Regions from separate parts of the Homo sapiens genome. Here region 1 is linked to region 2. A link is a loop called in an ENCODE intact Hi-C map of the cell type or tissue named here. Cell type or tissue: Caco-2. All regions are shown on one strand. Each heading gives the region's core, and the rest is flanking DNA. Links, peaks and the distances in the headings are about the cores only.

Region 1 (7,837 bases), core at 2,714-5,213, 71 kb before region 2:
AGACATTTTCAGATAAACAAAAATTGAGATAATTTACTAGTAGGTAAAGAATCACCTAAATCCATGTACTTCAGGGAAAAGGTAAATAATAAAGACTTAAGATGCAGAAATCTATGATGAACAAAGAAAATGTTAAACACGTGGGTGGATCTTAAATTAATTGACTTTATAAAATGAGAACAATACTGTGCAATTTAAGGGATTACAAAATCAAGATAAAACTAAAATATGACGTAACAATATTTCATTTGGGATGGGGGTGACTATAGTTAAATCATTCTAAGTTCCTTGTATTGATTTGGAGAGGGTAACATTTTTATTAAATTTAAACTTTGTCAAGTTAGATATACACATCTTATTTTTATGATAGCCGTTAACTACTGAGGGAGAAACATAAAATGAGAGGAAAACATCTCAATCAATCAATCAATAAGTTAAGAAAAGAAAAATTGAAAAAAAGTACCACCACTGCAGAACATATTTTCTTCTCTGACACACATGGACCTTTTACAAAAAATAGACACATAGAGGCCAAAAAACGAGACTGAAAAGTTGAAAGGAATTGGCATCATATCACATTCTCAGAATATATCACAACCAGACGGAAACCAAAAGCAAAATAACTCAAAAATTGCCATGATTTGGAAAATAAAAGTCACAATTATAAATAAGTCAAGGATCAAGGAAGAAATAATAATGGAAATTTAGAAGGCCTTGACTTTTATTTTACTAAATAAGCTAAGAGGTGAACTTAAGACATTTGCGGGTAAAAAAACAGAATAAACCCAAGGAGACAAGGAAGAAAATAATGCATATAAAGACAGAAATTAATGAAATAGAAACTGAAGATATCAAAGAGGACTAATAATCCAATATATGGTTCTATGAAAAGAACAATAAAATAAAATCCTGGTAAGACTGGTCATACAAACAGTATAAAGGATGAAAAGGAGAATACATAAATAATGATGTAACTAATATTGAGAATATAAGAATGCTATAAATACATTTATACTAATAAATTTGAGAAATTAGGTAAAATATTTAAAATTCTGAGAGAAATACATATAACAGTCTGACTCATGAAGAAAGAAATCCTGCACGTTTTTATAAACATTGAAGAAATTGAGTCAGTAGTTTAAAATCTTCCCCCAAAGAAACCATTAGGCCCAGAAGATTTTATAGGCTTTATATATTATTTCATGAAAAGATCATTCCAACATTATATATACTCATTGAGTGATTAGAAAAGCAGGGAATACTTTTTCCAATTTATTTCGTGAGGTTAACATAACGTAATACTAAAATCATATGAGGACCGTATAATAAAAGAAAATACTACCTAATTTTACCCATATACATAAATGTAAAAATCCTAAGCAAAGTACTAATAAACCAAATCCGACAACATAGCAAAAAGATACTGCATTGAGTTGAGTTTACACCAGGAATGGAAAGTTAGCTCAACATTAGAGAATCTACAGATGCATTTTATCATATCGACAAATTAACGGGAAAAAGCCATATGTTCATCTCAATAGATGCAAAAAGTGTTTTATTTCAGCAATCATTCGAAACAAAACTCTCACCAAGAAAATTTTCTCAACCCAATAAATGCTACCCACAAAACAAAACAATAAGAAAAGCCAAACACCAAAGCAGACTGTAACAAATATCATATTTGATGGTGAAATGCTATAAATAAAGGAAGTAAAAGGTTAAAAATTAGAAAGGAAGAAGTAAAGCAATCATTATGTATGTATGTAGATATGATTATCTACAGAGAAAATGCAATAGAATTTGCAGATAAATTATACAAATTGGTAGAAAAATATAGCAGAATTCACATATGAAAGTCAACTGCATTTCTGTTAGATACCAACTGAGTATCTAACAGATACTCATTTATTTAAAAATATTATTTATAGTAGAAACCAAAAATGTAAGGTACCTAAGAATAAATCTAACAAAAATAATATCTTTATGAAAAAATTCTGAAACTTTATTAAAAACATTAAGGAAGGCCAAAATAAATGTGGAGACATAGATGTACATGGAAAGGAAAAATTGATAAAGATAATGATTCTCTCCAGACGATTAATTTAATGCAATTCTAATAAAAATCCCAAGAGGATTGTTCATGCACTCTGAGATGCTGATTATAAGATTTATTTGAAAGAACAAAGGACCAAGAATACTCAAGTCATTCAAAAAGCAAAACAATAAGATGAGGGGACTTTCTATCAAAAGACATCCTAAAAATAGTGGACAAACAACCCATAAAGTGGGAAATCATTTTTGCAACCAACAGAGGAATAGTATTGAGAATCAACCAACCGACAGAGAAATAATGTAGAGAATCAACGAAGAACTCATGAATAAAAGAGAAAAATCAAAGAACCTAACAGAAAAATGGGCAAAAATACAAACAGGTTTCACAAAAGAGGAAGCACATGAATGACCATAAATATATGAAACATTCCACCACCTGATAAGTAATAAGGAGATGCAGATAAATACCACAATAATGTATCGTTTCTCAGCAGCCAGGTTGGCAAAAATTTTAAAATCTGACAACATTCTAAGCATTGCTGGGAATATATATGCAATAGACACTTGCATATACTGCTCCTGGGACTATCAATTGGTGCAACTACTTTGAAGACAATTTGGCATTCCCTAGTAAAGTTGAACATATTCAGACCTATGACAGATCCAGGAATGCCACTCCTAAATGCACTATTGTTCATATACAGCAGGGGATACGTGCAACAAAGGTCATAGCAGCATTGTTTGTAATTGCAAAAATCTGGAAATATGCTAAATGTCCACTGACAGTCAAATAGATCACTAAATTATAGTATAATAATACAGTGAGGTATTACAGCATTGGCAGTGAATTTATCAACTACAGATAAAAGTATCAACATGTGTAAGTTTTAAGTCAGTGTTAAGCCTACAGAAAACACATGTAACATGAATCTATTTATATAAAGTTCAAAAACAGCCTAAAGTATAGTTTGTTTGGGGTTATATACATATGTAGTGAAACTATAAAGCAAGCTTGTCCAACCCACGGCCCATGGGCCACATGCAGCCCAGGACGGTTTTGAATGCAGCCCAACACAAATTTGTAAACTTTCTTGAAACATTATGAGGTTGTTTTTGCAATTTTTTTATAGCTCATCAGCTATCGTTAGTGTTAATGTATTTTATGTGTAGCCCAAGACAATTCTTCTTCTTCCAGTGTGGCCCAGGGAAGCCAAGAGATTGGACACCTCTGCTATAAAAAATACTAAGGGAATTAATAACCAAAAATTCAGACTAGAGATTATTGGCCGAGAAGGAAGAGGAGTAACTAGGGAAGGCACAAAGCGGACTTCAAAGAAATCTACTTCTTAAGCTAGGTGGTATGTACAAGGGTTCATTTATCATTCTCTTAAACGTCTATATAATCTTACATGGTAAAATTTATAGTAAGACATATAACAATTTATAATGTCTTACTATACAGAATACTGTGGGGGGAATCTTTTTTATTTTATGTTTATCTTCACAACAACTCCGTTAAGCAAAATGTGGTTTTTTTCTACAGAAAATGAACTTGAGAAGTAAATTGATTTACTTGAAATTCCATGCTAGGTTGATGGTGGGCTTGTGGCCAGACCTTAAGCCTCTTGTTCTATAGAGCTTTTTACACTGCCTGCCCCTGATCCACGCCATGAATTTGTTTATTCATTTATTCATTTGTCCATTCACTCATTCACCTCATGTGTATTGACCCCCTTCCTGACTCAGGCACTATACCATCGAAATTCTTTCGATAAGCTCAAAAATGTAAAAAAGCCTAAGTAGTTAATATTTTGATTGCCTGAGTGGCAGTGCCCTCTGGGTGCATATTCACCCCATTTATAATAGGTCATTTCCTCAACCCATGTAGTATTTACTTTCTTAGAGTCTTGGACACCTGCTGTATGTCCAGACCTTCAGTTTCTGTCAGTAGGTATTTCTCACTTGAGAGAGAACTGCAGGCTTCTCCAGTTAGCACCCTTGCCCTGTGTTTAGAGAAGGCCACTGCACTGAGGTTTTAAGGCAGATAAGCAGTGTCAGCTGACAGGTCCTCACCTCTAGGCAGGCCTTTGTTCACGAGGTGGGGAACTTAACAGAGCCTGCAGGAATGTCAAAACATTTACTTTTGTCTGAGGATAGATAACTTGGCAGAAAATACCCCTTTTCAGAGCTCCAGAGTCCAAAAAATGTTTTGAGCTAGGTCTCCTTATTGCATCTTCATGGAGTTTTCTGTCCATTTTGTCTTATCAGTCCTGAGTTTTAGATGTCTTTGTTCAGCACTGAAGCCCAATCACTGTCTACACCTTTAAATCGCCTTGTCTTTAGATGGGAATTCCAGCTTCTAAGGATTCTAAACATTATCACTTCAGCTTTCTGCCTTCTCTTTTTCATATAGATTTTCTTCTGTTAGCCTGAAGGGATCACAGGGTGATTTCCCTGAGGGTTTATCAGAGGTGCAGGGAAGGGGTGGGAGAAGCCTGTGCGCCTCCTCCCCAGCATGCGGGCCAGCTGTGGTCCAGTGCAGAGCTGTTTATTTCCTAACATTTATGGCCTGTCTTTCATGGGCCTGGCAGCGTACAAGGCATTGGAGGTCAAACCAGTTGGGACAAGACTAGAAAAGAATACTATAAGATTTAAAATACAAGAAACACAAGATTCGTTTACTTAGATAATTCAGGTAAAAGAGTTTAAAAGAACAGAGCTCAATAAGATTGAAAAGTTAAAAACACGTATTACAGTTGAGATTGAATATAAGGACAATAAATAAGGAGTAAAAAGGAGTAAAAATATAATAATAAAATGGGGTATACGTAATTTTTAAAGTAAAATGTAAGATTCAAAAGGAGAATAGGATAAGATGACAAATTAGAATACCCCATAAAAGTGCAATTAAAGGGATAAAGAAAGACAATAAACTTACATGTATTAAGGTAATTGGAATATTTTAAGTAAATTGGGATATTAAAGGGAAAAAAATGTGAAGAAAAACCAAAGGTTTCCTTAGAAAAACAAATAGTCAAACCAAAAAAAGAAAAAAAAAATACACACCCGCTGGAAGCAAACATACAAGGTAGTATACAAGAAGCCCTTGAGCGCTTGCTAGCCTGACGTGGCTCTGGCTTCCGGAGGCTGCGCCTCCACTGGCAGAATGTCCTGCTTGAAGAACTCTCTGGAAGCTGCCTAGGGATTTCTCCTGTTCCTCTCCCTCCAGCCACTGCTCACTCAAGAGGATGTTTATTTTACTGAGTTTGACACGTTTGTTGTATTCCACTTTGCTAAGGTTTTAAGATTTTTGTTCATCTATGTTCAGACATGACTATATGTGTTTTGAACTGTTCATTATAGGTTTGGAGTTCAAAAATCACTTTTGCCAGTGGTTAGATTTTTTAAAAATGTTTGGTTGTTTGGGAGATTTTTTTCTCTCAATCAGGGCCAAATGCCTTTTATTGGATTATAGCACTTATTTCTTTCACTGATGAAGTACTTACATTTGCAATTTTCTTGCTACAAGTTTGGAAATTTTATGTATTCAGAAATGACTATTGATATGTATTCATGTTATTGTTTTTCTTCTCTTTGTTTTTTTTCTAATGTTTATTCTTTTCATAGGTGATTTCTTAGTCTTTACAACAATGCAAATGTGGAAACTAAGGCTTATAGAGATGTTAAGTAATTTAGCCAGGATTAAATAGCTGAAGGGTTTCAAAAGTCACTTCACCATACCGCCTTCTGGATAAAATCTAATTTATCTATAGGCAGTATAGTCAAATACATTTGGCTTTATTTTCTATTTTTAAAAAATCTGACTAGATATAGGATCCTTGATTTTATGCCAGGTATTTTGTTATTACTCCCCATAAGACCTTACCAAAAAGAAATCTCTTCATTCCTTGCTTTTGAAAATTCACCTTTAATTTGCAGGTTAAGGCCAGGCGCAGTGGCTCACACCTGTAATCCAGCACTTTGGGAGGCCAAGGCGGGCGGATTACCTGAGGTCAGGAGTTTGAGACCAGCCTGGCCAACGTGGTGAAACCCCGTCTCTACTAAAAATACAAAAATTGGCCGGGCATGGTGGCACGCCCCAGTAATCCGAGCTATTCGGGAGGCTGAGGCAGGAGAATCGCTTGAACCTGGAAGGCGGAGGTTGCAGTGAGCTGAGATCACACCACTGCACTCCAGCCTGGGTGACAGAGCAAGACTCTGTCTCAAATAATAATAATAATTTGCAGGGTTAATTAGGCTTGAATCGTGGATCCATTACTTACTAGCTTTGTAACTATTTTCTCATCCATAAGATACGGAGAATACCTACTTCCTAGGATGTTGTAAGAATTAAAGGAGAGGCCAGGTGCGGTGGCTCATGCCTGTAATCCCAGCACTTTGGGAGGCCGAGGTGGGTGGATCACGAGGTCAGGAGATCAAGACCATTCTGGCTCACACGGTGAAACCCTGTCTCTACCAAAAATACAAAAAATTAGTAGAGTGTGGTGGCGGGTGCCTGTAGTCCCAGCTACTTGGGAGGCTGAGGCAGGAGAATGGTGTGAACCCGGGAGCTGGAGTTTGCAGTGAGCCGAGATCACACCACTGCACTCCAGCCTGGGTGACAGAGCAAGACTCTGTCTCAAAAAAAAAAAAAAAAAAAAAAAAAAAAAAGAATTACAAGAGAAAATGAGTGTGACTTATTTTACTGAATCCTTGTCTTGAGTGCTACCTTGTACCAAAAGGCTTCTCTTCTGTCTTCATACACATAACAGTCCTGATGAAAGTTTTGGTTCCTTTTGGATCCTCTGCTGAAGAAACTTGGGTCAGTGAGTTCAAATCTAGCTCTGGTAATGCCTAATTCCCTCTCTAAACATCAGGATGTGGGAATGAAAATAAGAATTTTAACAGCGACATGTTCTGAAATAATTTACAGAGGCAATTGAAAAATTAGGAAATTCTGGGGACATGAACTTTGAATGTTGGACATTGTTGGCTTCCTTCACATGGCACCTCCAAAAGAACATGGTGGCAGCTAGAGACTAAAGTATGCCTTAGACATGGCCTGACCTGGGGCTGGGGAAGGAAGGGTGTTCAGAGCTGCCCTTTGGTCTACTTGTTCCTCAGGGAGTCATTGGGTCCTTTTTTGGGTCTGAAAGGGAGGTTGCAGCCTTCTCCCTGCATTGGCTGGAGCTGGACTCTGTTTATAATGGTGCATACCAAATCCTCTTGCTGGATTTCTAATTTGGCTTAAAAGACACACCCCAATGAAAGCCAGAAAGAATTACTCACCTGTTGCCATATTTACCATCTACCACAATTATATTTGCTTGAACCTCTGTCCTGGCCAGATATTTCCTGGGTGCTGCCTTCAAAGCAACTGATTGCATTCCCCACTTCCTCTTAGATAAGTTACTGGGCTCCCCTGGAGCCTTCAGCAGCTTAATACCAAACAGCATCTGATTCCTTCCTGTTTCCAGAGCCCACATGAAAGTCAAACTTTCCAGATATGGATTATGAAAGAGAGAGGAAGTACCCCAAAAGTCATTTTGTCTTCTTTATCTGATTGTGTATTTCATTTTTACTGGTGAAAAATACATGTTTTAAATATTTAGAGTTTTCTTGTAAAAAGTGAGGATGGCATTTTTGCATCTAGTTATTCATTTAGCAACCCTTTACCCAGTGCTGATGCCAGGCACTGTCCTGGGCTTGAGGATACAGTGATGAGCAAAGACAGACATATCCCTGCCCTCATGGAGCTTATAAACCATTAGAGGAGAAATACATT
Region 2 (7,837 bases), core at 2,185-4,684:
AATCCTGGGAACTTTTTAACAGTATGATAAATGACAATACTGTGCATCTGTCCAGTGAAGCTGGCCTCAGACGTAATGCCTTTGGGGAAACTGCATGGATCAGTTTAAAAGGATTTCAAGTGTAATTCTTTCGGGAATGCCTTTCCTCCCTCCATGGAGGTCCCCCTGGCTTCCAAGGCACCATGGGCGGTTTCAAGAATTATGCAGGTGGTATCCATCACAAAATGCGGGGAAAGGCTCTCAGAAAGGTGACAAAATGCTAACTTGGACCCTCACTCTAAGTTGGATTATTAAGTGTCCCCATGCCGGGTGCGGTGGTTCATGCCTGTAATCCCAGCACTTTGGGACGCTGAGGTGGGCAGATCATCTGAGGTCAGGAGCTCAAGACCAGCATGACCAACATGGTGAAACCCCACCTCTACTAAAAATACAAAAATCAGCTGGGTGTGGTGGCTCACGCCCGTAATACCAGCTACTCAGGAGACTGAGGCAGAATTGCTTGAACTGGTGCAGCGGAGATTGCAGTGAGCTGAGATCGCACCACTGCACTCCAGTCTGGGCGACAGAGTGAGACTCCATCCCTAAGAACAGCAATCTAGCAACGGCATCATCTCTGACTGCAGTCTCCTAAGGAAGTCATTCTTTCCCCCAAAGGCTTGTGACACTTGCCAGTGGGGAGGATCCCACCTAACTCTGCCACTGGCTTTCCCTGTGCTCCTCCAACCAATTCAGCGGGCTTCCCAAAAGCTTACTGACACACTGGAACCCAAAACCCACCTGGTTAATAATCCAGATACAATCCCTTTGGGTCTGGCAGCACATGCCAGCCAAGTCCCAAACTAGTTTATTAGTTTAACCAAAAGGTAAACAGATGATGGAGATGCAGAAAGACAAGCATGCGAGCAGCTAAAAGCATTACCCGGCTGTCCACCAGGAAACAAATTTAAGACATTTAAAGTGGCATTAAATAAATGAAGCTAAGTTTTAGCTACTTGGAATTTCCATTGTCTTTAAAAAAGGTAAATATATATATATTTTACATTGCAGTATATAAATCTAGACTCTACATATACAGTATAAATACACAGGATGAACACGGGCACAACATATATGTCTTGGTGGTCACGCCCTCAACCAGGCCAATGGTTTTATTTATTTTTTTTTTTTTACCTTCGCACCAAGAATATCAGGCTGAGGCTACATATACTTCAACCTGCATGAGGGCTGCCACCCTGGCCATCTCTCCTACAAGCACAGAAGCACAAATCGAACAGGGATTGAAAACAGAAGAAAGTGCTTTTTGACTAGTTGAAACCCAGTCAGTCTTTACAATGTGTAGTCCAATCTCCTGGAAAGACCAAAGGAAATTGGAGGACTTCCTGGCCCGTTCTTCGGTCCATTGCCGCAAATCTCTAAACTTTCCCTGGTGCTTCTTGTGGAATTCACATGGCTATTTATGCAACGCAAATCCCACACAACTTTTAGGAGCTGTATTATGGGATTAAGAAAAAAAAATAGCTCCATGTTACAATCTGCACTTCATATTCCGGGTTTGTTCTCTAAATTTTTGGAATAAAAACTGGTATTTTGAGAATCATTTCTTAAAAAGGACAACATTCTGAAAGTGCTTCTTACACATGTCAATATTCCACATATGGCTTTTAGTTCAAACCCCAGCACAGCTCAGACTTGGAAGGAAGAGTGTGATGGTGTTATGAGAGACAAAAGTGTCACTTAACAATGATACTGTGATAGCAAGCACGGGAACCTGGAAAAAAAAAAGTTATTGATTCCATCTGGAAGAATGTACCTCTTAGACAAATGATTCAGATAATCTATACAGCCCCATCTCTTTCCCCACGACTAGGCACAGTAATGCTATAAAAGTAAGTAAAATAGGATGCTGTTATCAGCAGGGAACATCTTCTGAGGGGCTATTAACGGGACAATCACTGTTCAGAAATCTTTCACAAGCTCAAAATAATCAAACGTAGTCAATTGCAGTAGAAATTTCCACACCTGAGGAATAAATTGCACATAATAAAGAGGTACTAAGATCCAGATGGCAAAAGACTCCAGACACATAGTTTTACATGCAAAAGGCAATCAGAGAAGGCAATGAAGCAGTGACATTCCAAGACAGATAAGAGTCCAAATGAGTCACCATTCTTTTGCGCTTTCTTTTCTGGCTTCATTACCAAAGAACATGGTTATTTGTGCAATGATTATGATATGTTCTTTAGGGGGAAAACGGAAATACACGGGGTTGCCAGAAACTGAAATGAGCTTGTTTCAGGAGCTTGACACCTCCAGAGGTGTCATGATGGCTAGACCAGTGGGGCGATGGTCCTCCGAAGCTCCTCCTGGCCTCCCTAGGGTAGCAGAAAGTGGCAGATGCAGGCAGAGGTTGAAGGCCACCAGCTCATCCAAACCCTTTCCAAAGTGGCCTTTCATACAGCCTGTGGCAGTTCCAGCCTCTGCAGTTGTTTTTATCTGGTGGCACTTGATTGAGAAAGTCATCCTCTCCCTTTATAAAAATAAAGTTTGGGCTTCTTGTAATACTGGCACAAAGGACACTCTCTATTCCCAGGACTGATTCCATTTACTCAGAATATACGAGACTAGGTTCTCAGTTTCTTCTATTTCCCTGTAAAAAGTGACCTCAACTTCCCAGGCCATTGTGCAAATTTGTTTTTCCATAGTCCATACTATCCCATAAAGTCCCTCTTATATATTTTTATATAGATACACATGCATACCAAATACATGTGCATATATATGTTTTAAATGTTGGTAATTCTGCATTTTAGTCTCAAATGAGTCAAAGAGAATCAGTGAATCGTTCATCCTTTTCATGTCAAATTCATTTCCAGTTTCCCCACGGTGCCTATCATAATGCTTTGCACACCACAGGAACTCAATAAATATCTGCTGACTTCACCAATGATCCTCGAACACCGGATGGTAATTGCAATCACCGCAGCCTGTTTCTCAGCCCCACTCTGCCTTTGGCAAACAAGGGGCCACTGGTCCCTCCCTTCAGAGGGTGATTTTGCTGTGTCTGTTACTCCAGCAGCCCCGTTTAGCTGTCCTGGGCAACGTCAAGCTGGTCCGGCTACGCAGTTTCACTTGTTCTTCCATGGAGTTCTTTTTGCGCAAAATGAAGTCAAAGTTCACTTGGCTGTTCATGGCATAAAAGACATTTGCTGAGTCTGGAATCACAAGTTCTGAAAAAGATAAGGAAAGATAAGATGGTCAGCTTGTGGAGGTCAGCTCAGTACTGACAACGGCAGCTGTAAACCTTGCCCAGACACAAGAACGGGACTACGGCCCTTCATCTCTGGAATGTGACCTGAACCAGACAGTGATCACCATCACTACCCCAAAAATTGGCCCCAGCTTCTCAATCCCAATTTAAAAAATTAGTACAAATGAGATTTTAGAAATTCGCTCCATGAATTAAATGTTCCAATAGAAAATGTTAAAACTAGAAAAAAAGTACAGTAGGAAACAGAGGCCAAGAAAAGTTAAAGAAAATTCCCAAGATGGCAGCTAGTGAATAGCAGAACTGGGATTTGAACTCGGGTTTCGTTTCTCCTGCAGTCCATTTTCCACCCCAGTATGCAGATTTTCTCAAAGACTAAGAGAATCCAATGACATAGAAAAAACAGAAAATCTACAGCACTCCAGAATTCTACTTGAAATATTGAAATATTTTTTGAAGTAATCCCGTCAAACGAGTATTTTATTTCCCATGTAGGAAAGTATGTATATTTTTTTAAAAAAATTTTACTTTAAGTTTTGGGATACATGTGCTGAACGTGCATATCTTTATTTTATAGTATTTTACTTTAAGTTCTGGGATACATGTGCAGAATGTTCAGGTTTGTTACATAGGTATACATGTGCTGCACCTATCAATCTGTCATCTAGGTTTTAAGTCCTGCATGCATTAGATATTTGTCCTAATGCTCTCCCTCCCCTTTTCCCCAACCCCCTGACAGGCCCCAGTGTGTGATGCTCCCCTTCCTGGGTATCTGTCTGCTAATATGAATTTGGGTATTGTATTTGTTGAGAGAAGGAAACAGGCTGGTAGAAAACTCCTCTGTACCTTGTCACTTCACAGACAGTGACTGTCAGGATAGGTCTCTTCTCCAAGTGCAGAAGGAGCAGCAAATATTGCAGCAAATATCCCCTTCTTTTAATATTTAAACTATTTTCAATTTCAATGATTCCCAACTAGACATCTGTAATTTTTGAACAAGGATTGTTCCAAGTGTAATATGAAATCATCAAAGCAAAGTTATTTTGACTCAGTTTTATTTTATTTATTTAAGTTATTTATTTATTATTATTATATTTTTTGAGATGGAGTTTTGCTCTTGTTGCCCAGGCTGCAGTGCAGTGGCACAATGTCAGCTCACTGCAACCTCTGCCTCCCAGGGTCAAGTGATTCTCCTGTCTCAGCCCCCCAAGTAGCTGGGATTACAGGCGTGTGCCACCACCCCCGGCTAATTTTTTTTTTTTTTTTTGTATTTTTTTGTATTTTTAGTAGAGGCGGGTTTCACCAGGTTGGCCAGGCTGGTCTTGAACTCCTGACGTCAGATGATCTACCTGCCTCGGCCTCTCAAAGTGCTGGGATTACAGGCGTGAGCCACCATGCCCAGCCTCACTTTTATTTTTGTTTTTTAATTTTTATTTTATTTTTACTATACTTTAAGGTCTGGGGTACATGTGCAGAACGTGCAGGTTTGTTACACAGGTATATATGTGCCACGGTGGCTTGCTGCACCCATCAACCCGCCATCTACATTAGGTATTTCTCCTAATGCTATCCTTCCCCTAGTCTTCCACCCCCCAACAGGCCCCGGTGTGTGATATTCCCCTCCCTGTGTCCATGTGTTCTCATGTTCTCATTGTTCAACTCCCACTTATGAGTGAGAACATGCAGTGTTTGGTTTTTTGTTCCTGTGTTAGTTTGCTGAGAATGATGGTTTCCAGCTTCATCCATGTCCCTGCAAAGGACATGAACTCATCCTTTTTTATCACTGCATAGTATTCCATGGTGTATATGTGCCACATTTTCTTTATCCAGTCTATCATTGATGGGCATTTGCGTTGGTTCCAGGTTTTGCTATTGTGAATAGTGCTGCAATAAACATATGTGTGCATGTGTCTTTATAGCAGAATGATTTATAATCCTTTGGGTATACACCCAGTAATGGGATTGCTGGGTCAAATGGCATTTCTGGTTCTAGATCCTTGAGTAATCGCCACAAGAAGGTATACAGTATTTAGCACTCAAGTGTAATGAGTATTTGAAAAAACAAACAGAATTAAAAAAGGTAAAATGTGCAAGTCTAGCTCTGTGGTAGTGGGGTCGGGGAGGCAACCAGAGAGGCATATGGTTGTAAAACTGGACAAATTGAGTCTTAAGTTAACTTCAAACATTGATATCCAACAACAAGACTGATATGAGCAGGTTCCAAGTGACTCCTGTACATTCTGTGCACAAAGGCTCAGCGGAGAACAATCCCCTCAAAGTGTCCCATGCTGCTGCCCACATACTCACAGGTCAGTAATAATAGTCCTCACAGTTATATATCACTTAGTGTCTCCCCATGTTCAGGTACACGATTTCTTGTTATCTTCAGAATCGCCCTGTGATATATGAGGAACCAGCAGGGTATTGTCTCTAATTAAGGACCAAGGCCCGGGGGTCCAGCAGCTTGCATTTAGGACCACACAGCTGGTGGGCAACACTGGGTCCTGGCTACCCCTCGAGACTCCTGGACCTTTAGACCCACCAGCCTCACCTTAGTGCTGTGTTGTAAGCAAAATGGTACAACTTGAGACCATCTTTTAGGCTTAGAATTATAATTATAATTACATCAAAAGGTTATAACTGAGAAAGTGTTGCCCCACAGCCTAAGGCTCAGCTGAATGAATGAGAAATCTTCCAAGAGGAAACTGAAAAAGAATTTTCCCAGAGGCTGTAGCTTTTAATCTCTAGGAGAAGGTAGTATTCTAATTTCAGCCACTCTCCTCTAAACCAGCAATAGAGCCCTGGGTGACATGCTGATCCCATAGCCTAGCTTGTGGAATGCTTCTCACTTATAGGGGACACTGCTTGTTGGTGAGCAGAGGACTACTTAAGGTGGCTGCAATGGACAGTTTGGGGTCTGGCGGCAGAAAGGGTTGGCTTCGGTCAACAATATTTGCTGCTCCTTCTGCACTTGGAGAAGAGACCTATCCTGACAGTCACTGTCTGTGAAGTGACAAGGTACAGAGGAGTTTTCTACCAGCCTGTTTCCTTCTCTCAACAAATACAATCCCCAAATTCATATTAGCAGACAGATACATGCAAGGGTGATTATTTCCCCCAAAAAGTATTTCATAAAAGAGATTTCTTTAAATAATATGTTCCCAGGCATATTGAAGCCTTTCATAGATTACCAGTTCTTTGCCTCAATAAATGTGAGGTAAATAACCTTCAAGTTAGAGGTTTGTGTTATTTTAAAATTGATCATGAATAAAGAAAATACCTTTCATACATGATTAATTGAAATGATGAGAAATTATTACAGGAACCACTAAATTTCAGATTCACACACAACTTAGAAACACATTCTTGGGTAAAGGAGGTGTGTGGCCACCTGCAATGCCCAACAGACTCCCCTACCCTCTGCCTCCTGGCACAGGGAGACACTTCTTCCTAGAAAAGTGTTTGAAGAGCTCAGAAAGACTGGGCAGAAGAAATACTCATCAAAATCGCAGGAAAAACAAGAGCTGGGGAATCGGAGAGCGGTTTGAGATACTTAATTCCACAAGTGAGGTGATGGCACGGTTGTTCACCCTTGCACTATCAAAAACCACCACTAGGTCCCAATAAAACAATACGTATCCGTTTTCTGCCTTCTAAACGCGGAGCACTGTGGACATGTGCTAGCCACCTGCCCTGGGAAGGAACATGCCTGTCTCGGAAGGATGCCCACCTTTGTCCTCCGAGATGACCTGCACCAGCTCGTACTCCTCGGCGGGGTCTGAGTCCAGATTGTGCTTCAGCATGGCTCTCTGGATCACAGCGGGGGTTTTATCCTGGCTCGTCAACTGCAAAGACAATGAACAGGTTTGTAAAGTACTTAGCTTCACGTTTCCTGAGGGAGTTCTCCTGACCCTCTCATTCTTGCTGTCTTGTGTTGTGATGCCTTTCCAGAAAGAACGGACTCGTGGAATTGGAACTGGACCAAGAGCCAGGATCCCTGGTTTCTAGTCCTGGTTCTACCCTTAGCAGCCACAGATGATGGGCGAGTCACCTAATCTCTGAGTCACAGCGTCATCCGCTATTAAAATGGAGAGAACGCTTTCCTTGCCTATCTCCTCCACAGTGGTTGAAGTTCCCGTGAAAGAATATATATGAGGGAATTGTGAAAAATGCAAAGCATTATTAGTCCTGGCCCAAAATTATCCTCCCATGTTGAACTGCTTCTATGGCACTGGTTACAACCCACGGGATAAAAATGGTCGCAGTTCTGCCCATTGACCATTTCAAAAAGTACAGGTGACCCTGTGATTCAGCAGTCCCACTCCTAGGCATTTACCAAGCGGAATAAAAACATACGTCCACAAAAGGACTTGTACACAAACATTCATAGCAGATTTATTCACAATAGCTAAAAACTGAATCAATCTGAATCTCCATCAACAGGAAAAGAGAATAAATCGTAGTATATTCATAATAGAATCCTACTGAGCAACTGAAGGGAACTAAGAACTGGCACATGCAACAATGCAGGTGAATCTCACAAACATCATCTTAGGCAAAAGAAACCGGACA

Evidence for each region. A loop is a pair of places that touch in the nucleus more often than their neighbours do. Peaks named below come from ENCODE experiments on the same cell type or tissue, not always from the same donor. Only the 100,000 strongest peaks of a DNase experiment are listed, where the experiment ranks them.
Region 1: a loop joins it to region 2, with 5 times the contacts of the local background. A loop is called at or near these places in 2 of 110 quality-filtered maps.

The regions. Positions count from the first base shown.
Region 1 is chr1:183,992,913-184,000,749 of GRCh38, reverse strand. All of the region lies in intron 1 of COLGALT2 (collagen beta(1-O)galactosyltransferase 2), which reads left to right. Among named protein-coding and RNA genes, the nearest start is that of COLGALT2, 41 kb to the left of the region's middle. In Caco-2, for the core only: no CTCF peak of the experiment used is centred there; DNase peaks (open chromatin) are centred at 4,109 and 4,559.
Region 2 is chr1:183,921,495-183,929,331 of GRCh38, reverse strand. It overlaps RGL1 (ral guanine nucleotide dissociation stimulator like 1), which reads right to left. Exons shown (of 18, transcript NM_001297671.3): 17 at 6,996-7,110; 18 at 800-3,227. The coding sequence ends at 3,040. Among named protein-coding and RNA genes, the nearest start is that of COLGALT2, 110 kb to the left of the region's middle. In Caco-2, for the core only: no CTCF peak of the experiment used is centred there; a DNase peak (open chromatin) is centred at 3,251.